2 separate regions of the Homo sapiens genome follow, and region 1 is linked to region 2. The links are chromatin loops, found by intact Hi-C in ENCODE. Cell type or tissue: dorsolateral prefrontal cortex. All regions are shown on one strand. Each heading gives the region's core, and the rest is flanking DNA. Links, peaks and the distances in the headings are about the cores only.

Evidence for each region. Hi-C counts contacts between places; a loop is a spot of excess contacts. Peaks named below come from ENCODE experiments on the same cell type or tissue, not always from the same donor. Only the 100,000 strongest peaks of a DNase experiment are listed, where the experiment ranks them.
Region 1: a loop joins it to region 2, with 7 times the contacts of the local background. A loop is called at or near these places in 1 of 110 quality-filtered maps.

Annotation. Positions count from the first base shown.
Region 1 is chr16:12,174,977-12,182,763 of GRCh38, forward strand. All of the region lies in intron 13 of SNX29 (sorting nexin 29), which reads left to right. Among named protein-coding and RNA genes, the nearest start is that of SNX29-AS2, 190 kb to the right of the region's middle. In dorsolateral prefrontal cortex, for the core only: no CTCF peak of the experiment used is centred there; a DNase peak (open chromatin) is centred at 3,325.
Region 2 is chr16:12,777,734-12,785,520 of GRCh38, forward strand. CPPED1 (calcineurin like phosphoesterase domain containing 1) reads right to left here. Exons shown (of 4, transcript NM_018340.3): 2 at 3,452-3,670. Among named protein-coding and RNA genes, the nearest start is that of CPPED1, 22 kb to the right of the region's middle. In dorsolateral prefrontal cortex, for the core only: no CTCF peak of the experiment used is centred there; a DNase peak (open chromatin) is centred at 4,270; H3K27ac peaks cover 368 bases.

The DNA.
Region 1 (7,787 bases), core at 1,272-6,271, 600 kb before region 2:
TAAACAGCTTAGTGTCCTCTCCTGAGAGGTCTCACAAGCAATGCTAATTATATTTCATTTACTGCTTAGGTGGCTTCTAAAGGGAGATTGACTTGGGAATAATTATTTGGGGATTATTCTGTTTTTAGGGTTTATGTTCAGGGATTATCTAAATTTTTACTGATCTATTACTAGGTTGCATTTTTATAAACTTCCTCTATTATAAATTTGTAGCAGGCAAATTTGGCCCCTGGCCAGAAGTGGGTCACTCTTGGTCATGGAGTGAATTATGTCCGCCTACCCCCCGAATATATATGTTAAGCCCTAACTCCCAATGTGATTGTATCTGGAGATAGGGCTTTTAAGGATGTAATTGAAGTGAAATGAGGTCATAAGTGGGGGGCTGGCCGGGCATGGTGGATCATGCCTTTGGGAGACCATGGCAGGTGGATCACTTGAGGTCAGGAGTTCGAGCCCAGCCTGGCCAAAAAGATGAAACCCCTTCTCTGCTAAAAATACAAAACAAACAAACAAACAAACAAAAAATTAGCCAGGGATGGTGGTACACACCTGTAATCCCAGCTACTTGAGAGGTAGAGGCACAAGAATCTCTTGAACCTGGGAGGCAGAGGTTTCAGTGAGCCGAGATGGTGCCCCTGCACTCCGGCCTGGGTGGACACAGCAAGACTCCGTCTCAAAAAAAAAAAAAAAGTACGGGGCTGTAATACGATAGGACCGATACCCTTATAAGAAGAGGGGAGGTTGGGTGTGGTATAATAGCTCACACCCATAATCCCAGCACTTTGGGAGGCTGAGGCAGGAGGATCACTTGAGGATCTCTTGGAGTTTGAGACTAGCTTGGGACACATAGGAAGACCATGTTTCTACAAAAATAATTAAAAAAAAAATTAGCCATGGACTACCCTTGTAGTCCTAGCTACTTGGAAGGCTGAGGCAGGGAGATTGCTTGAGCCCAGAAGTTGGAGGTTACAGTGAGCTATGATTGTGTCATTGCGGTCCAGCCTGGGCAATAGAGCAAGACCTTGTCTAAAACAACAACAACAACAACAAAACAAAGAAGAAAAATGATATCAGGGGACACACTGGCAGAGAGAAGATCATGTGAGGAGTGGGGGGAAAAGGCAGCCATCTACAAATCAAGGAGAGAGACCTCAGAAGAAACCAACTCTGCCAACACCTCAGTGTTAGACTTCCAGCCTCCAGAACTGTGAGAAATACATTTCTGTGGTTTCAACTGCCCAGTCTCTGGTATTTTGTTATGGCAGCCCTGGCAGACTGATAGACATTAGTGATGTCTCTTCTCCCAGCTTTTGACAGGTGCAGGTTCAAATCTTGGTTCTGCTGCTTAGCAGCTTGAGTCTTTAGACAAGCTGATAACCTTTCCGTGCCCCGGTTTCCATTTATGTGAAATGGGAATAGTGAATGTTCCAGAAACTATGTCTAGTCAGTCCTCAGTATCTGTGGGTTTTACATCCATAGATTCAACCAACTGCAGATTGAAAATATTCAGGAAGAACATACAAAATATCAATACAATAATAGAAAACAACACAAATAAAAATCCAAAATAGTATACCAATTATTTATATAGCATTTGCATTATATTAGGTATTATAAGTAATCTAGAGGTGATTTAAAGTCTACCGGGGGATGTGTTTAGGCTATTTACAAATACTGTGCCATTTCATATAAGGGACTTGAGCACCCTTGGACTGTGGTATGTGAGGTGGGTCCTGGAGCCAATACCCCATGGATACCAAAGGATGTGTCTGTGTGTTGTTTTAGTGTGAATTGTGAAAGAGATTGGCTACATCTGAGTGTTGCTATCAAATGTTGATTCTCATTTGTTCTCAGTGATTTGAATTTGACAACCTGGGGATACACATTTTACTAGGGTTTATGACTGAGGCAGTGTGGTGTGGGGGAAAATTTGCAGGTCCTGGGGTCGGGCTGTTCAGGGTTTTTTTTTGTTTCTGTTTTTTGTTTTCTGTGATGGAGTCTCAATTTGTCATCCAGGCTGGAGTGTAGTGGCTCAATCATAGCTTACTGTAGCTTCCAACTCCTGGGATCAAGCAATCCTCCTACCTCAGCCTCCTGAATAGCAGAGACTAGAGGTACACACCACTACACCCGGCTAATCATTTTACTTTTTGTAGAGACATGGTCTCCTTGTGTTTTCTGGGCTGGTCTTGAACTCCAAGAGATCCTCAAGCGATCCTCCCACCTCAGCCTCCCAAAGTGCTGGGATTATGGGTGTGAGCCACCATGCCTGGCTGAGTTCAGGTTTTTCTCTGTTTTACTTCTGTGTCGGTGTGTCTAGCTGCTTTCCTACTCACAGCCTCAGTTTACTTAGCTGTAAAGTAGTAGGAGGAGAGTGGAATTGGGCTGGATCGTTAGCATTCTTGTATGTGATGCCAGTTATATGATTTTTATGGCTCCATTTTAATTATCGAGATGTGACTAGGTCCTCATGACCCTCCTGTGGTCTTTGTCCCCACGTGTGTGTGTTTATCTGTGTAGGTCTTAATGAAAGTTACACCTATCATCTTCACAAGCAGACTGTCATATTCTCTCACAGCTGCAGTGCTTGTCTCAATGCCTGGTATATAATAGATGCTTAATTATTGTGAATTTTTTAATAGCTGTATTAAGATGGGATTTACATCTCTTACAATTCACCCACCCACCTATGCAATTCAGTGGTTTTTTATATATTAACAGTATACAATTATTTTTTTCCAGTCTTTTAAAATGAGTGAATGAATTCTGTATCTGGTGCTTTGTCTGTAACAGTGTTAACTTCAATCAGTCAATATTTGCCAAATGCCTGCTGTGGGCGGGGTGCTGGTCTCAACACTGGGGAGATAGCAGTCCGACAATCAGATGAAATTCCCCCTGCCCTCACGGAGCTTAGGTTCTTGTTGGGAGAACACTCTGTGCCTAGATATGATAGTTTTTTGGCATCTGTTTTTTGTCTAGCTTTTCTCCAGCTGTTGTGCAGAGATGGTTAGCTGGCTAGTGATAACCCGTAGTCTACTTTGTCTTAGACCTCGTTGTCCTCACTGTTTCAGACATTGCTGGTAAATGCTCTATGTCATCTTAGTTTTCATATGATCAATAGTCACTAGACATGGGGGAGGGAGCCAGGGCAGGAAATGCCAGGCTGGAGGTTACAGATGCTGCAGGCTCAAGGGGACAAGACGCACAGGGACCCTGGCAGGATGAGCATCTCGTGGTTACAGGGACCGGGGCATGGGCTGATGGGTTCCTCTGGGCTCCCTTGCTTATGTTCCTTCCATTTGCTATGATGTGGGGGTGGTGGTTATGTTGGAAGGGCGCCGGTGCTGGGAGAGGCATGTAAACTGTTAGCAGCCAGAAGAGGTGGGAGGTTTAAGTCATGCTCATTGGAGTGTGATGCTGGAGACGTATTGCTTTCTGTTCCATGGAATGCAACCCTCAGTCAGGACGGCACCCAGCTGTCCCCAGATTTCGCAAAACCAGCCTGGCTTTTGTCTTCTGTTGAGTCAGCCCAGGACACAAGGGGCCAGATGTCCTGAATGTTCCGTCATGGTCCTGGAAAAAACATGGAACCCCCAACAGTTGGGAAGCTCGCTTGATAGGCCTTCTGACTTTTTGTATAGGAGATCAGAGATGAGTCAAAACAGGACCTTCCAGGGTATGGCCCGGGCCCTCTCTGTTATCGTGCATACGCAATGCTCTTAGTGGTGGTCGCCTGTCTTCAGCATCCAAAGTATCAGACAGTGTGTGTAGTTTTCCGACTTGAGTAGTATTTTCTTTTCTTTGTACAGTTGTGCATGTGTGACTTGGAAGGAGCATATTTGACTAGATGACACATGGGCTTCTCTGGAGTTCCTGCTCTGATCGTAATAGTGTATTATTTTTCTGAGGCTGTGTCTGTATTGTGCTAGAAAGCAAATGAGTTATTATGGATCATTCCAAGTGTATTATCCCATGTATCCCTGAGATGCTTTGTATGTGAATGCTTTGTATATGGGTTAAATATAAAATAGCATAAATAAATAACCCTGTAATACTGAGTTTGAATGGGAAATTTCAGTGTGAAATGATGAGGTATTTTAAAATTGTGTTTGTGTGTCTGTGTGTGTGTATATATATATTCCTATGTGTAGATATCTATAAGGTTTTAGAATAACACTACTACAACAATATAATTGCCAAGAACATATAAAAATATTGGCTTGTGAGGGCCGGGCACAGTTGCTCACACCTGTACTCTTAGCTTTGGGAGGCTGAGATGGGAGGATCACTTGAGTTCAGGAGTTCGAGATCAGACTGGGCAACGTGGCGAAGCCCCATCTCTATACAAAATAGAAAAAGTTAGCCAGGTGTGGGGGTGCACACCTGTAGGCCTAGCTACTCGGGAGGCCGAGGCAAGAGGATCGCCTGAGCCCAGGAGTTGGAGGCTGAATGAGCCATGATGGCGCCACTGTACTCCAGCTTTGGTGACAGAGTGAGACCCTGTCTCAAAAACAGACAAACTGGCATATGTTTCCCTGTTTTCTTCCATTTTAAGAAAATATTCATTTTAAATCTACTTTACCTGAGCCTATGGCCAGTATATACTTTACTCATTCCTTTTGAATCCTGGTCTCATCTTGAGTTTATGTTTAATGCTTTCCACCAGTTCTCTGTTGGTATGTTGCTAGTCGTTTAGGTTATTGCAAGCTTCATCTGTGACGGATTCTGCAAGGGACTGTTGATGGTTACAGTATTCCCAGAGTTGTTACACGTTGTTACTAGTTTGTGCTCTTTATACTTACAAATCAGTATTGTGGATCCAAAAATTTGTAGGTCACATTTTCTGAGAGTCTTAAATATGTTACTACATTTTCTTGAGGCATTGCTGTCAAAGTCTTCTCCTTAGAAGACTTGCCCAAAGGAACTCTTCTTTCTCTAAACGTCAGCGATTTTACTAGACTATATCTAGGTGTTAGTCATTCCGTCAGTATTTTCAGGTACATGGCATGTTCTTTCAGTCTCTTTCAATGTGGAACTTCGGGTCTCTTTATTCCAACAAAGTGTTTTTGAATTGAGTTTTTAGTACCTGTTATTTTGGTTTCTTCTCCAGGGGCTTCTGTTTTCTGTTCATCTTATTTACCTGTCTTCAGTATTTGTCACTTCCTCTCAAATCTATCCCTTTCTTCATATCCTTTTCTTTTTCTAAAAAAAACAAACAAAAAACAAACTTGCTCTTTTCATCTTCTAGGTGTTCCTTCTAGGTTGGTCTTCATTTCTGAAATACTTTCTTTAATGTTCTGAGTTTGGTTACCTCGCTGCATTTTTCTGGTTCTGGCGTACGTTGTTCTTTTATGTCATTTTTGTATTGTCTCCAGCTTGTTTTGCAGTAGGTCAAAGTCACTTGAGAATTTCTGGCGCATCTTTATCTGCAGCTATATTCTATTACTTATTCTGTTTCTCCTCATAATATTGTGTATGGTTTTATTGGATACTTCTTTGTTGCTTCTCTGTCTCTTTTTTTTTTTGAGATGGAGTCTTGCTCTGTCGCCCAGGCTGGAGTGCAGTGGCGCGATCTCGGCTCACTGCAAGCTACGCCTCCCGGGTTCACGCCATTCTCCTGCCTCAGCCTCCCGAGTAGCTGGGACTACAGGCGCCCGCCACCACGTCCGGCTAATTTTTTAAATATTTTTAGTAGAGACGGGGTTTCACCGTGTAAGCCAGGATGGTCTCGATCTCTTGACCTCATGATCCACCGGCCTCGGCCTCCCAAAGTGCTGGGATTACAGGTGTGAGCCACCTCGCCTGGCCCGTTGCTTCTCTTTATGTGTAGTTAGGAAGTGAAACTTTAGGAGAGAGGCGTGGTAGAGGGAGCAGAGCTCTCTCTCCTGTGGATTTCGTGTGGTGTTAGGCATACTGCAGCTTGTTTTCTGAGCTTTCCTGGCTCTTATCCCCCATTTCATCTGGATCTTCTTTTTCCCTCTTCTCTAATGTCTCGCTCCTGCTAAACTGTGATTCTGCTTCTGTAGCTTTTTCCCTCACTGCAGGGCCCAGTCCTGGAAGGGAGTCCTGACAGTACAGATTTGAGAGTCAGTGGAGGTGGGCCTGGGTTACCGTGGATCTCCTTGCGCTCACCTGCTAGGGGAGAGGAAGAATCTCCTGGCTTTACTGCACTTCTCAACGTGGCCCACCACGCTTTTATGAACCCCGAATATCTGAGACAGGCCTCAGTTAATTTAGAAAGTTTATTTTGCTAAGGTTGAGGGCGTGCCCATGACACAGCCTCCGGAGGTCCCGAGGACATGTGCCCAAGGTGGTCAGAGCATGGTTGGGTTTTATACGTTCTAGGGAGACATGAGGCATCAATCAACATATGCAAGATGAACATTGGTTCGGTCTGGAAGGCGGGACAACTCGAAGCAGGGCTTCCAGGTCCTAGGTAGATTAGAGACAAATAGTTGCATTCTTTTGAGTTTCTGATTAGCCTCTCCAAAGGAGGCAACCAGATAGGCATTCAGCTCAGTGAGTAGAGGGGTGACTTTGAATAGAATGGGAGGCAGGTTTGCCCTAAGCAGTTCCCAGCTTGACTTTTCCCTTTAGCTTAGTGATATGGGGGCCCCAAGATTTCTTTTCCTTTCACTTTCCTTCCAAGGAGCACCTGTTGGTGATTTGCGGGGAGGGGGCTGCCGGTGATTTGGGGGCCTGTTGGTGATTTTGGGAGGTCTGTTGGTGATTGAGGGGGGGTCCTCCTCAGGGCTTTTCATCAGATCTGTCGCTTGCCTCTGTGTTCTACGCAGATACCATGTAGGCCTTGTGGCTGTGACTTTATCCTTGCCTGCTTATATTTTGGGGTTTATGGGGGTACCTTGTCACCTAGCGTTGTTGTAAATGCTGTCTGTGGGCTTCTGCCTTTTTTTTTTTTTTTCTGGAGACGGAGTCTCACTCTGTCACGCAGGCTGAAGTGCAGTGGCACGATCTCAGCTCAATGCAACCTGTGCCTCTGGGGTTCAAGCGATTCTCCTGCCTCACTGTTCTAAGTAGCTAGGACTACAGGCATGCGCCACCACGCCTGGTTAATTTTTTTGTATTTTTAGTAGAGATGGGGTTTTTGCCATGTTGACCAGACTGGTCTTGAACTCCTGACCTCAGGTGACCTACCTGTTTCGGTCTCCCAAAGTGCTGGGATAACAGGCATGAGCCACTGTGCCCGGCCTAGTTTTTTTTTTTTTTTTTTTTTAATGGGGATTTTGAGAGATTAAAAAATTATTCTGCTGTCACTGTCGTCTTTCCAGAATCTATTTCTAAACGGGCATTTAAAATAATACTAATCCCCCTTTGATAATAATCCCACTGGACAAAGCACAAAGGAAGGAAGCTGCCAGCAAGGGTGAAATTAAAGGCGAACAGGCAGCTGGTAATAGGCCAATTGATTACGGTGGATTAGAGCTCATTTTGCTTCACAAAAGTAATTACTCTGATGGCTGCTAACGCTTGCTCATTCAGAGCAGAGCTTCCCAGCCACTGTGCTGCAGTTGGTTCTTGGGAGGGCTGAGATAGTGATTCCTTCAGCACTCAGGGTAGTACTGAGGTGGCAGGAGCTCCGCACCCCTGCCAACCAGTTACCTCTAGCCTGAGTTTCATCTGTTTACCCTCAATGGGACATAGAAATGTCATCCTGAGGCCCGATGCAGTGGCTTACACCTCCCAGCACTTTGGGACGCTGAGGCGGGTGGATCACTTGAGGTCAGGAGTTCGAGACCAGCCTGACCAACATGGTGAAACCCCATCTC
Region 2 (7,787 bases), core at 1,930-6,929:
CCTGGTCTCTTGTCTCCAATATTACATCCATAGCATCTAACACTGTAATTGGCACTTAGTTTGCACACAGACATTTTTGTGGATGATAAGTACTATAATAGATATTTATAAGAAAAAGCATATTATTACTTTCATTAAAAAAAAAATGAAAGTTCTTTTTTTCTATTTTCTTTTTTTTTTTTTTTTCTTTTTTTGAGATGAAGTCTTGCTCTGTCACTCAGGCTGGAATGCAGTGGTGTAGTCTTGGCTCACTGGATTCTCCACCGCCTGGGTTCAAGCAATTCTCCTTCCTCAATCTCCCAAGTAGCTGAGATGACAGGCCCACGCCACCATGCTGAGCTAATTTCTGTATTTTTAGTAGTGATGGGGTTTCACCATGTTGGCCAGGCTGGTCTCGAACTCCTGACCTCAAGTGATCCACCCACCTCGGCCTCCCAAAGTGCTGGGATTACAGGTGTGAGCCACCATGCCTGGCCTTTCTCCATTTTCAACTTAAATCCACTTGGCCCAAGATATTTTCTTTTCTTTTTTCTTTCTTTCTTTCTTTTTTTTTTTTTTTTTGAGATGGAGTCTCGCTCTGCTGCCCAGGCTGGAGTGCTGTGGTGCAATCTTGCTCATTGCAACCTCCACCTCCTGGGTTCAAGCGATTCTCCTGCCTCAGCCCCCCAGAGTAGCTGGGATCACAGGTGTACACCACCATGCCCGGCTAATTTTTGTATTTTAGTAGAGACGGGGTTTCACCATGTTGGCCAGGCTGGTCTTGAATTCCTGACCTCAGGTGATCCGCCCACCTTGGCGTCCCAAAGTACTGGGATTGCAGGTGTCAGCCACTGTGCCTGGCCAGGGCCAAGATACTATTTATGGTAGAACTAAAAGTATGCTTTCTGATTTTATTTGCCTATTAATATATGCATTTGATAATGAAGAATGTGCTAAGTAGTCAAAGCAAATAATTACTTTCTAGTGTCTAACCCTGTCTATGAGCTAAATGAGAGGGAAACCACTTATTGCATATTAAAAAATGGTAACTAGTTTTAAAATGCTCTGTTTAATCTCAAACCACAATATTCAAAACAGTTACATTCCTTTCACTGGTTCAATTAAAACCCCAGAAAACAGTCCAAGTCTCCAGAACAAATTATACATTCTGCTTGAGTTGCACTGCATGTAAAATTCACGTTCAAAAGTTTGCCAAGTCACATTTATGAAGTCTTGACCAACTGGCGGGGCTGATCATAAAAACTATATCTTTTAATTTATAGTGTTTAATGTATATTCAGTGTATCTTATTTAAAAAGCAACATAATTGCATGAAAAACTTTTATTTTAAATCTGATTTTGAAATATGACTGAATACATCAACAGAATTCAGAACAAGTTGGTAAACATCTACGAGAACATGTTATATAATTCCAGTGAGCCCTATAACATTCTGTTTTTAAAGAGAAGAAACCACTGAACAGAAAAATTTGAAATCTTCTTTTCTTCTTCTTTTTTCTTAGAGACAGGGGCTCTCTCTGTTGTCTGGAGGCTGGAGTGCAGTGGTACGATCATGGCTCACTGTAGCCTCAAACTCCTGGACTCAAGTGATCCTCCCACTTTAGCCTCCTCAGTAGCTGGGACTACAGGCATGCACCACCACGCCTGGCTAATTTTTTTTTTTTCTTTTTTGAGACTAAGCTTCCCGCTCTATCACCCAGTCTGGAGTGCAGTGGCGCGATCTCAGCTCACTGCAATCTCTGCCTCCCGAGTTCAAGCGATTCTCCTGCCTTAGCCTCCCAAGTAGCTGGGGTTACAGGTGCCTGCCACCACACCCGGCTAATTTTTATATTTTTTAGTAGAGACAGAATTTCACCATGTTGGCCAGGCTGGTCTTGAATTCCTGACCTCAAGTGATCCACCTGTCCCGGCCTCCCAAAGCACATAAGCCACCGCGCCCGGCCATTCTCATGTTTTCATTATGGGTTTTGTTCTAGATAAGTGGGCTGCCAGAAAAAAGAGCCACCATGAGGAGGAACTGATACACTCAGGCTTACTACAGGGTACCTCGGCTTCTAAAGGAGTTAGACATCATCACAGAACTCAGAGCCTCGGTTTACAAGGTACAACTAGCCCCAGACAGACACCCACACCCACTGCTGTGTTTTCTGCAATGGTCTAAGGTCCCCTGCCTCCCTGAGGGACAGGAGCACTCTCCGTTTGCTTATACCTGCTTGCTGGGCTTTATCTTTGCCTGGGAGAAAAGGACATCAGAGTAGGCAAAATAAATAGGAAGAGAGTTCTAGAAGGTGTCTGTCATCGTTGAATTTCCAACATCTCACTTTTTTCGGGGGAGACTGTCCTGTTCTTTAGGGCACGTGGTTGCAGTGGAGCTGACCCCACACTCTGGTGGAAGGGGGCCATGTGAGCCAGAGGGGTATGAGCCTGGGACTTTGTTTTTTGTTTGTTTGTGTTTTGTTTTTTTGAGATGGAGTCTCACTCCTTCACCCAGGCTGGAGTGCAGTGGCACAATCTCAGCTCACTGCAACCTCCGCCTCCTGGGTTCAAGCAAGTTTCATGCCTCAGCCTCCTGAGTAACTGGGACTACATGCACCACCACGTCTGGCTAATTTTTGTATTTTTAGTAGAGACGGGGTTTCACCATGATGACCAGGCTAGTCTCGAACACCTGAGCTCAAGTGATCCGCCCACCTCAGCCTCCCAAAGTGCTGGGATTACAGGCATGAGCCACTGCACCCGGCCAGCCTGGGACTTTGGACCATCCAGAATAAGGCACTTTCTTTCTGTTCTGGTTTCTGACAAAAGGATACAAATGTAGACCTCCCAGGAGCCACTATCTAGAGAGAGCCTGAACGTAAATGAGGTCAACCCAGAGAAAGGCAGATCAGAGTGATGGAGAGACCAAGTCCTTATAACCAAGCTGACCCCCTAGATCCAGCTGTACCTGCAACCCAGGTCTGCTCCCAGACTTTACAGTCCTATTAGGCAACACATACCTTAAAAAAAAAAAAAAAAGGGAATCCTGTTTTAAGTTGGATTTCTGTCACTTGCAACAAAAAAGCACCAACAAATAAGGGAGAAATAAAAGTGTAAGAAGAAAGGAAATGAGGAGAGAAGATTATATTTATGGATATAGTGTCTGGAAGCAGTTCAAGTTTGTCCCTGGAAATGCAGAAAGGTGATGTGTGGGAATCTGTTCCATTTTTCATATTAAGCTCAAATCATCAGAACTGTAGCTGTGCCTAATTACTGTGATTAATCTCGCCAAACTCTAAATATAACATGAGTGTGCACTTTCTGATGTTCAATGATACTGCAACAATCATGAAGCGAAAGAACGGTCCATGACTGAGCAAAGATGCCTTCGAAGCAAAATCTTTTTTTCTCCTGCCCAAATGCAGTCATGACCGGCTGAAGGAGAAAAGGTCACAAGCGATGACCCGAGTCTTACCTGGCATGGCGTGGATGAGGTCGCCGCACAGAACGAAGAATTTGGGTTTGGGGTTCAGCTTGTTGATGGCCTGGACGGCTTGCTCAGTTAGACGGATCTCCTGTTCCCATTCGTCACCGCCATTGTCACAGTCCCCAGTGGACCAGGCCTTGATCAGCCCAAACTGTGGGTCTGCGCCCAGGATGAAGTAGAATGGGCCTTTCCATTCGCTTTCCTTTTCTTAAAAAAAGAGAGAGGGAGAAAGAAGGAGAAATCTTGTAAAATCTGTCATAAAAGCAACCAGCTTCCCATGCAAAGTGGATACACTATTTTTCTTAAATTAAGTAGGTCATTTTAATAAGCTGTGGTTCAAACATACCATTTTCCTGTCATAGTCTAGAGGATTTTGATTTATACTAATTATGCCTGGGACCTGGTGATACCCAAAGGCCAGAACTGTCCACGTGGGCTTCTGCAGCCACACCACCAAGCTGTTTGCTGACAAGCTAGACAGCCAAAAGGAAGCACGGGCCACAAGAGAACCCAATGCAGAAGATATTCGTGCTCCATAATCGTCTTTAAATTAGAATAAAACTCCCCAAATTGAATGCTGCCAGAAGTATTATATTTAAATTACTAGGTGAAGTGCTTACACATCTTTTCTGTGAGGCTTCGTGGCACCATTTCCACCGTTTCGGGGGATGTGACAGAATTTTAATTATAAAACTTGGCGCTTGGAAGCTCTGGCTATCTGGTGGGAGGTGTGGTGCCAGAAATGAAATCTCGGAATGAGTAAGTCAATGTGGGAGAAAAAAAAAAGAAAAAAGAAAAATCGATGCTAACATTTCAAAGGCAGTAGGATGTGGGCATCCGTGAGGTGTGAGGCTGGGGGTGGGGACTCTTTTATGTTCTTGGAAAGGGATCTAGGCCACCTGAAATCATTCTGCTTGCTCTTCCGACTGACTCTCCTGGGCCAAAGCTTTGTGGGTCTTAGGGTTTCTACTCTTATCTGCCAGAACTGCCGCGCCAGTGCCTGCTTGGGCAGAGCTGGAATGGCCATTAATGGGCACAGAAGTGCTGTGGGTTTCACTTTTTAAAAAATTATTTGGCCACAGAATCCTTTCCATAATCAAAATCGTACATGACAGACCAATGTTGAAAAAACATTCCAAGCAAAGAAGCTTGCTCTTACAGAATAGCATCTGGAACTTCCAATGCCAGAGCCAGATCTGGGGCTGGACACGGCACAGTCTGAGGACCCCCGATCTACAGCCCCCTCATTTATCCTCTGAAGAAACTGAGGCCCGGAGAGGCAAGAGAACTTGCTAAATGGCCTGCTAGCGCTTAGTGGTGGGACAGAGCTGCTCCATCACCTTGAGGCTGTTTTTTTTTTTTTTTTCATAATTTAATGTATGGCCAGGTACAGTGGTTCATGCCTATAATCCCAACACTTTGGGAGGCCAACATGGACGAATCACCTGAGGTCAAGGGTCTGAGACCAGCCTGGGCAACATAGTGAAACCCCATCTCTATCAAAAATATAAAAATTAGCCAGGCGTGGTGGCTAATTACAGGTGGGCACCTGTAATCCCAGCTACTTGGGAGGCTGAGGCACAAGAATCGCTTGAACCCGGAAGGCGGAGGTTGCAGTGAGCCAAGATCACGTCACTGCACTCCAGCCTGGGTGACAGAATGAGACTCTATCTCAATAATAATAATAATAATTTAATGGACAATGCATGTTAACTGAATAAATGGCATTTCCTTTGGAAGTCATGATGATGCTGTAATTTCCAAAAAGCTCCTTGGAATCAGTTCACGTCCATGTGTTTGATTCATTTGTCTATTGAGTATCATACTGGGAGCCTTTGCTTTGCCAGGCCCTGTGAGAGGTGCTGGCAATATGAGGGTGACCAAGACAGATGAGTCCCTGCTGTCCTCGCACTCAGTGCTCGTTGGGGGAGATGAGCAAGTAAACAAGCAGGGAATAGAATCAGAGAGTATTAATGACTATGCAGATTAAGAGTGAGGCAACGGCTAGTTTAAATTAGACAGACAGGGCCAGGCGCCACGCCTGTGATTCCAGCAGTTTGGGAGGCCAAGGCGGGCAGATTACTTGAGGTCATGAATTTGAGAACATCCTGGCCAACATGGTGAAACCTCATCTCTACTAAAAATACAAAAAATTAGCTGGATGTGGTGGTGCATCCCTATAGTCTCAGCTACTTGGGAGGCTGAGGTGAGAGGAATACTTTAACCTGGGAGGCGGAAACTACAGTGAGCCGAAATCATGCCACTGCACTCCAGCCTGGGTGAGAGATTCTGTCTCAAAACTAAATAAATAAATTAAATAAATAAATAAATAAATAAATAAGATAGGAAAGGCCTCTCTGAAGTGGTGACATTTAAGCTGAGATCTAAATGGCAAGTAAGGGCCAGTGATAACCTTTTTAAATTCCATGGCCACTTTCCCACCCATCACACTGAGCTCACTATCACCTTAGAATGGACTCTGGTTTCAAGCCTCCTTTCCCTTCTTAATTCCTTTTTCAGAGTTAAAGAAAAAAAAAGTGAACAAAAATACCTCTGCACACGTTACAGAACAAATTGTACATGTACATAAACCCAACAGTCCTCAACTTACAGCACAGTGTTCAATTACAATGGGCCAGAAGTCAATCTGAACAAAGGCTGCATGAAACCCTGGTGTGTGCATCTCATGGAGAAAGACAGCAATATGGCACATCCAGCAGGGACTGAGGGAGTCCACTGTCATTCACTGAGCACTGACTGTGTTGGCAGAAAGACTCTAAGATGCCCCCCAAATCCCTGCCTCCTGATATTCACATCCCTGTGCAACACCCTCCCTTTGAGTGTGGGCTGCAACTTGCTTCTAATAAACAGAATATGATGATGGCAGTCCCTTCCAAGAGTGGGCTAAAAGAAGACCATGACTTTCATCTCTTTCTCTTTCTCAGAGCCCTTGCTCTGGAGATTAAAAACTGTCATGTTGTGAATATCCCTACAGAGAGGCCAATGTGCTGAGGAACAGAGGGAAACCTCTGGCCAAAAGCCCATGAGAAACCAATCCTGCCAACAACCATGTGAGTCAGCTTGGAAGAGGACACTCCTCTGTTGAGCTTTCAGATGACACCACAGCCCCAACAGATACCTTGACTGAAGCCTTATAAGACTCTGTGGCAGATGAACTCAACTAAGCTGTACCCAGATTCCTCACAAAATCCTGTGACATGATACATATTTGCTTTTTAAGCTGTGAAACTTCAGGGTAATTTGTTACACAGTAACAGATCCCTACAAATGAGGCATTAGGGATAAATGGTCAAGAAGTAGACAACAAGATTTCCTGAAGATCTGACCATTTTGTCATGAAAAAAAAAAAAAACTGAGACTCTGCTTTGTGTCTTTATGTTATTAATCATTTATTTTACTTGCATAATAACCTTTTTTACACCAATGAATGCTTCTAGCTGTGTTTCTACTTTTGAGGCTGTTTGCAGAGCCATTTAAGCTGGATGAATTAATCAGAACCAGATAAGGGAGGTGAACACAGGCACCCCAAAGTAGCAGCATAAATCAACCTTCTACAACAGAGTTTATGAACAGCTCCCTATAGCAAACATTTTAACAAATCGTTTCCTATGACGAATAGTCAGAATTTCAAAAAGTCAATAGTCCTTGAAGCTATTAAAACAAATCTTTCATTATTACTTGTTTACTTACTAAAAACTTAGAATCTCAATTTTATGTGACAAAGTACAAAATAAACAGATTTGACCTAAAATAAACGACAGCTCACATATCAGTATTCAATCTACCTTACTTATCTAATGAGGTAATTTGTTTACTCAGGAATCTTCATTCTCCAAAGGAACTGGATGCTCTTAAGGTTCCTGCTACAGAAGCTGGTGGTCTTTGGTCTCATCGTAATTTCTTTTTATCAAGACTGAATTAAAGATATTTGGAGCTTACAATGCTTAATTCTAGAAGGAGGAATCTCTTTTAAATGTATACCTCTCCATCCCTTAAAAGGGCAGCTTTTTACATTATGAAAGTGAATTGTGTTTTTTTAATTTATTTTTACAGATGGGGTCTGGCTTTGTCACCAAAGCTAGAGTACAGTGGCACAGTCATGGCTCCCTGCAGCCTTGTTCTCCCATGCTCAAGCGATCCTCCTGCCTCAGCCTCCCAAAGTGCTGGGATTACAGGCATGAGCCACCACACCCAGACAAACGTGAATTCTTTTTTTTTTTTTTTTTTTGAGACAAAGTTTCCCTCTGTCACCTAGGCTCCAGTGCAATGCTGCAATCTCTGCTTACTGCAATCTCTGCCTCCC